Linked DNA regions of Homo sapiens: region 2 is linked to region 1. A link is an interaction called in ENCODE POLR2A ChIA-PET data of the cell type or tissue named here. Cell type or tissue: Caco-2. All regions are shown on one strand. Links, peaks and the distances in the headings refer to the core of each region. The heading gives the core; the rest is flanking DNA.

What was found. Peaks named below come from ENCODE experiments on the same cell type or tissue, not always from the same donor. Only the 100,000 strongest peaks of a DNase experiment are listed, where the experiment ranks them.
Region 2: POLR2A ChIA-PET joins it to region 1 with 5 read pairs; 3 of 35 experiments call an interaction of 5 or more read pairs at or near these places.

The regions. Positions count from the first base shown.
Region 1 is chr17:1,541,631-1,544,538 of GRCh38, reverse strand. It overlaps PITPNA (phosphatidylinositol transfer protein alpha), which reads left to right. Exons shown (of 12, transcript NM_006224.4): 5 at 1,512-1,519; 6 at 2,899-2,908. Among named protein-coding and RNA genes, the nearest start is that of PITPNA, 20 kb to the left of the region's middle. RefSeq lists an enhancer at 1,595-2,355. In Caco-2, for the core only: no CTCF peak of the experiment used is centred there; no DNase peak of the experiment used is centred there.
Region 2 is chr17:1,480,881-1,483,788 of GRCh38, reverse strand. MYO1C (myosin IC) reads left to right here. Exons shown (of 32, transcript NM_001080779.2): 3 at 64-179; 4 at 730-928; 5 at 1,231-1,311; 6 at 2,904-2,908. Among named protein-coding and RNA genes, the nearest start is that of MYO1C, 10 kb to the left of the region's middle. In Caco-2, for the core only: no CTCF peak of the experiment used is centred there; DNase peaks (open chromatin) are centred at 124, 673 and 1,052.

The DNA of each region.
Region 1 (2,908 bases), core at 267-2,766:
ACTGGAATGCAGAGGTGTTTGAGGGCCTGGGAGGGCTGGAGAAGGTTTGGGGAGGATTGTTTGATCACCCAAGTTTGCATGAAAAGGTCAGCAAGGGCTGTCACCCTCATGATTTCGGAAAACCAGGTTGTCAGAACTGAGTGGATCTGTCTCTCGGGGTCTCACAAAGATGAATGTGTAAAAACCCCAGCGCCAGTCTATGAAGTTACACTAAAACGCAGAATTGCTACCGAAACGGGACATTCCCATTCGATGATCAGGGCATTCTTTTCTTGTGGATTCTTCTACATGAGAAACCAAATTATAATCAGAATGCCAATGTGTGGCAAAGAATGTCCGCTTGGCTGAGTGATCAGATTCTTGGGTCCATTGATGAGCACGTCTCGGAGAGGCCGAACTAGGAGAGACTTTCTTAGAGGAGATAGATTCAAAAAAGGTGCTTAGTTGGAGAAGTTTAGTGGCTGGTGTCATCAGACCAGGCCATCCTGGCACTGCTGCCCCCACTCCAGGGATGGCGCTGCCAGAGATGCCACATGCGGGGGCTGGGCCTCCGGGGCCCACCACGGCACAGGAGAATTTCTGCTGACGAGATACTATACCCATGATTTCCTTTTCTTATTCTAACGTGGTTTTCTTGAAGCTGCTAACAGGGCAGTTACTTCAGTGTAGGCCTTTCAGTTGTAATCTTAATCTGGTGCTTCCTTCTAAGTGTCTTTCGTTGGGTATGGGGGAATTACTGACAGTCTTTTGGGTTATTTCTGTGCGTGATAGCTCTTACTCTTTATATTTCAACTTTGCCTCATTTTGTGCTCCGGGGTCACCTTAACTTCAGTTCTGGAGTTTGTTACCCCACACACTCTACAAACATGGCAGTGGGGCAGCCAGCAGAAGTGGACATAGGTCCTAAATTCAGAGGGTACAGAATGAACCGGGCGGTCTCAGGAGCAGAGCTAGTCTGTTCCCCAGTGACATGAGAGGTGCAGTCATTTTCTCTGATAAATAATTGAACCATGCTTTCTAAGGGGTTCCCATTACAATGAGCAGGAGTGCAGAGCCTGGGAGGTTTGATTACAGCGAGAGGAAGGGTGCAGGAGGCAGATACAGTGCATGGCCAAAGCACCCTGCTCTGTGCCCCGGGAGGTAGAGGCTGGGGTAGGGGTGGGAGGCGCCGGAGAACGCTCTGATGCCAGAGTGATGAGTTGCGGCACCTCTGCTGATCAGAGCTGGTCCCTGTCAGTGCCCTGCTGAAAAGAATCCCAAGAAGCCCATAGCGGCGTCGCTTTAATTAAATTCCCTGTTTGGTTTTTTGGGATGTTTGTCTGAGTGAAATTTGAGGGTTGGTGCGTTAAGGTATTTCTGACTCACTGGGGCTTGGAGGTGACCGTGGAATAAGCCACAGGGAGTAAAGTACACTCTGCCATTCGTCCTCCTTGTGGGGGGTGGGGGGCAGATATTTCTTCATCTTCATTAATCTTTTTCTCTCTTCTTTCCATGTCCTTGCCTCGGAGCAGTTATTACAGTAAGTATTGTCAAGGGGGTTGGAACTGTAGATGATGTATAAGAACAGGAGAGAGAAAAATGTAACTGCACTGGTGGTCTTGGGTGTTCTTTCCCTTGGCTGATGTTTGGAGTTGCTGAGGCTCAGTCCTGTCAGTGGACTAACAAGGAACCTGTTAACTGGCATGATGACCTCCTGCTTTAAGCTGCATTGGCCTGCGGCTCCATTAAGTGCATCCTGGCTGTGGGTCTGACATGGACACAGTGGCTCGAGGCCCTGCCTCCCCAGGTCACACCTTTTCAAGGTTGTAGAGAGAGCTCCATTCAACTGACCTGACCGACATCCCTTCCCCATCTGTGCATCTGTTGAGTCCACTGAGCACTGATCCTTGGCAAAGTCGTGAAGTCAGCGGGGTTTCTCTTCCACAGCCGTCCCCTCTGTCATTGCCCACCCGCCCACCATTCAGCACACTCATCTGAGTGCCTTGTCCCTGCCGGTAAACACTGGCTGTCTCTGGGAAACTGGTTCCTGCTGAGGCGTTAATGGGTGAATGTGTTCCTCCTTTGAGAAGTTCCAATTTTTAAGAAGCAGGAAGGGAGGGAGGGAGGCAATAATTAGCTTGAAGGGTTCAGTTACTGAGAAGAAAACTTAAGGCCTTAGCCACAGGCTAGTTGGAGGGAAAGGGGCCATGGTGAGTATCTTCGATGGGTTAGGAAGTCTTCTGTGCTCTTTCCACACTGCTTACTACCCAGAGTGGCTAAATGCATGGATTCTGAAGTCAGACGAAACTGTTTTGAGACCCAACTCTGTCGTGATCTCTGTGACTTTTTTTTTTTTTTCGAAACGGAGTCTTGCTGTTGTTTCCTAGACTGGAGTGCAGTGGTGCAATCTCGGCTCCCTGCAGCTTCTGCCTCCTGGGTTCAGGCGATTCTCCTGCCTCAGCCTCCCGAGTAGCTGGGATTACAGGCACCCGCCACCATGCCTGGATAATTTTTGTATTTTTAGTAGAGACGGGTTTCACCACTGTTGGCCAGACTGGTCTCGATCTTGTGACCTCAAGTGATCCGCCCGCCTCGGCCTCCCAAAGTGCTGAGATGACAGGCGTGAGCCACCATGCCTGGCCCGATCTCTGTGACTTTGGTTAAGTCACCTAACCTCTTTGAACCTCATCTGTAAAATGAGGGTGATTCTACAGAGCTCTCAGGCTGGGGTGAGGATTGAATGGGATAATACATGCCTAGTGTGTCGTGGGCTCCCAGTCAAGTTAACTGTTATTACAAGGCAGAGGCTGGAATCTCCTAGCTGCCCATGATCCAGTAATGCCCATCTCCAGTAATGGGAGATGGTTACTCTCAACTGTGAACCTAGTGACTTTCATGTATTTTTTTTCCTTCTTCCAGAATGAGTACA
Region 2 (2,908 bases), core at 85-2,584, 61 kb after region 1:
TACAGGCATGAGCCATCGCACCTGGCCCGGGATAAACTTTGGACCCTCTTCCCCCGATCCCAGACCTACATTGGCCCCGTCCTGGTCTCTGTCAATCCCTACCGGGACCTGCAGATCTACAGCCGGCAGCATATGGAGCGTTACCGTGGCGTCAGCTTCTATGAAGTGCCCCCTCACCTGTGAGTGACCCCAGCCCCTCCGGGAGCGACCCCTCTGTCTCCATCTGAGGTGACCCCGCCCAACCCTTACCTTACTCTGAAATGATCCTGGCGTCCCGCGCCACATCTGTGAGGAATCCCACAGTCTCTTGCCCCCCAGTGACCAGAGATGAATGTCGCAACTCAGCTCCATGTGGGTGGGACTCAGTCCCTACCCCGACTCACACCCATGACTTATTCCCCAACTGGGAGTGGCCCCCCAATCTTAGTGACCTCTGAACCCCACCTGCAAAGACCCCCCCCAGCCCTACCCGTGAGTGACTCCAGCCTCCACCTAAGTGACCTCCAGCCTCCCACCTGTGAGAGCCTCTCAGTCCTCCCGCTGGCGGTGACGCCCATTCTCAGCTATGACGGATCTCCCATGGCCCACACCTGTGAGGGACCCCCAGTCCCCATCCTCAAGGGTGTATTCGACTCCCACAAGAGGACTCCACCCAGATGTGGGAGCGGGACTCTCGTGGGGCTCTGCTTGGCCCCCCTCCCCAAACTCCCTGACGAGCCTCCGCCCCAGGTTTGCCGTGGCGGACACTGTGTACCGAGCACTGCGCACGGAGCGTCGGGACCAGGCTGTGATGATCTCTGGGGAGAGCGGGGCAGGCAAGACCGAGGCCACCAAGAGGCTGCTGCAGTTCTATGCAGAGACCTGCCCAGCCCCCGAGCGCGGAGGTGCCGTGCGGGACCGGCTGCTACAGAGCAACCCGGTGCTGGAGGTGAGGGGCAGGGAGAGAAGCCCAGTGCCAGTGCGGGAGGGGAGGGGCAGGGAGAGAAGCCCAGTGTGGGAGGGGAGGGCAGGGAGAGAAGGCTAGTGTGGGAGGGGAGGGGAGGGGCAGGGAGAGAAGCCCAGTGCAGGAGGGGAGGGGAGGGCAGGGAGAGAAGCCCAGTGCGGGAGGGGAGGGGAGGGGCAGGGAGAGAAGCCCAGTGCGGGAGGGGAGGGGCAGCAGTAGCTACAAGGCGGGGTGGGGAGGGCAGGGGGAGAGTGCCAGGTGTCCCTCATACCCCTGTCCACTCCTAGGCCTTTGGAAATGCCAAGACCCTCCGGAACGATAACTCCAGCAGGTTCGGGAAGTACATGGATGTGCAGTTTGACTTCAAGGTACCATGGATGTGTGTGTCGTGAGGATTCCCATTCAGTAGGCTCTACACGTGTGAAGCACCTACTGGGTACCAGGGACTATTCCAGGTGCTGCAATTCCAGCAGTCAAACAAAGCAAACAAAAATCCTGCCTTCCAGGGTGATAAACAATAAACAGGGAAATTGAGGCCGTGGCAGAAAATAAAATGCAGTAAGGAGTGGGGGGCAGGTGCGGTCGTATTAGGGTAGGCCTCACTGAGAAAGTGGCATTTTAATAAAGGCTTGACAGCTGGGTAGGGTGGCACATGTCTGTTGTCCCAGCTCCTCTGGAGGCTGAGGCAGGAGGATCACTTGAGGCCAGGAGTCCAAGGTTACCCTAAGCTATGATCATGCCACTGTACTCCAGCTTGGGCTACGGAGTGAGACCCTGTCTCTAAAAAAAATAGAAAATAATGGCTTGATGGAGATAGGAGCAGGCTGTGCAGGTGCCTGTCCAGGCAGCGGGAACGGAACAGCCAGGACAAAGGCCTGAGATACGAGGGTGCTGGAAGTGTTCCAGGACAGCACGGAGGCCACAGCGGCCAGAGAAGAGAGCAGGGGCCCGCGAACAGAGAGAGGCCAAACGGTGCAGGCCCTTTTGGGTTGTTGCAAGAACTTTTTTTTTTTTTTTTTAACTCTGAGTAGAAGGGGAGTCATCGGGCTGGGTGAGGTGGCTCATGCCTGTAATCTGAGCACTTTGGGAGGTTGGGGCAGGTGGATCACGTGAGGTCGGGAGTTCAAGACCAGCCTGGCCAACATGGTGAAACCCTGCCTCTACTGAAAATACAAAAATTAGCCAGGCACGGTGGTGTGTGCCTGTTGTCCCAGCTACTCAGGAGGCTGAGGCAGGAGAATTGCTTGAACCCGGGAGTTCGAGGGTGCAGTGAACTGTGATTGCACTACTGCACTCCAGCCTGGGTGAAAGCAAGACCCTGTCTCCAAAAATAAAAAATAAAAAAATGACTTTAGCTGCTTCACTGGGAGATTGGGAGTAGACGAATAGATGGGAGGGGAACCAGGCTAAGCAGGGAAAACGGTTAGGGGGCTGATGTCATCATGTAGGTGACAGGTGACATTGGCTCAGACCAGTGTGGTGCAGTGGAAGTGGCGAGCAGTGATTGGATTCTGGATGTTTTAAAGGTTAAGGCAGCAGGATGAGCTGCCTGATTGGATGTAGGGTTTGGAGAAACACAGGCTTCCAGGAGGACTGCCAAGTCCTTGGCTTGAACAACGAGAAGGATGTAGTCACCACTGACCAAGGAGGGCAGACACTAACAGGAGCTTGTTTGAAGAGGGAGAAGGTCCGGTGTTGAGCTTCAGGCCTGTTGAATTTGCGATACCTGTCAGGCATCCAGGTGGAGCAGCCAGGTCGTTGGAGTTGAATCTCCCCATTTCCTAGATGAAGTAACTGAGTCCAGCGTGGGTGGCGTGCCTGAGCCGACGCAGCTAGTGGCAGGGCTGGAATTGGCATCCAGGTCTGGCTGCCAAAGCCCAGGAGTGCAGGGGAGAAGAGGGGCAGGTGGGCTCTTTTCCCAGTCCCCGTGACCCGGCCTCATGCCCTGCCCTGCCCACAGGGTGC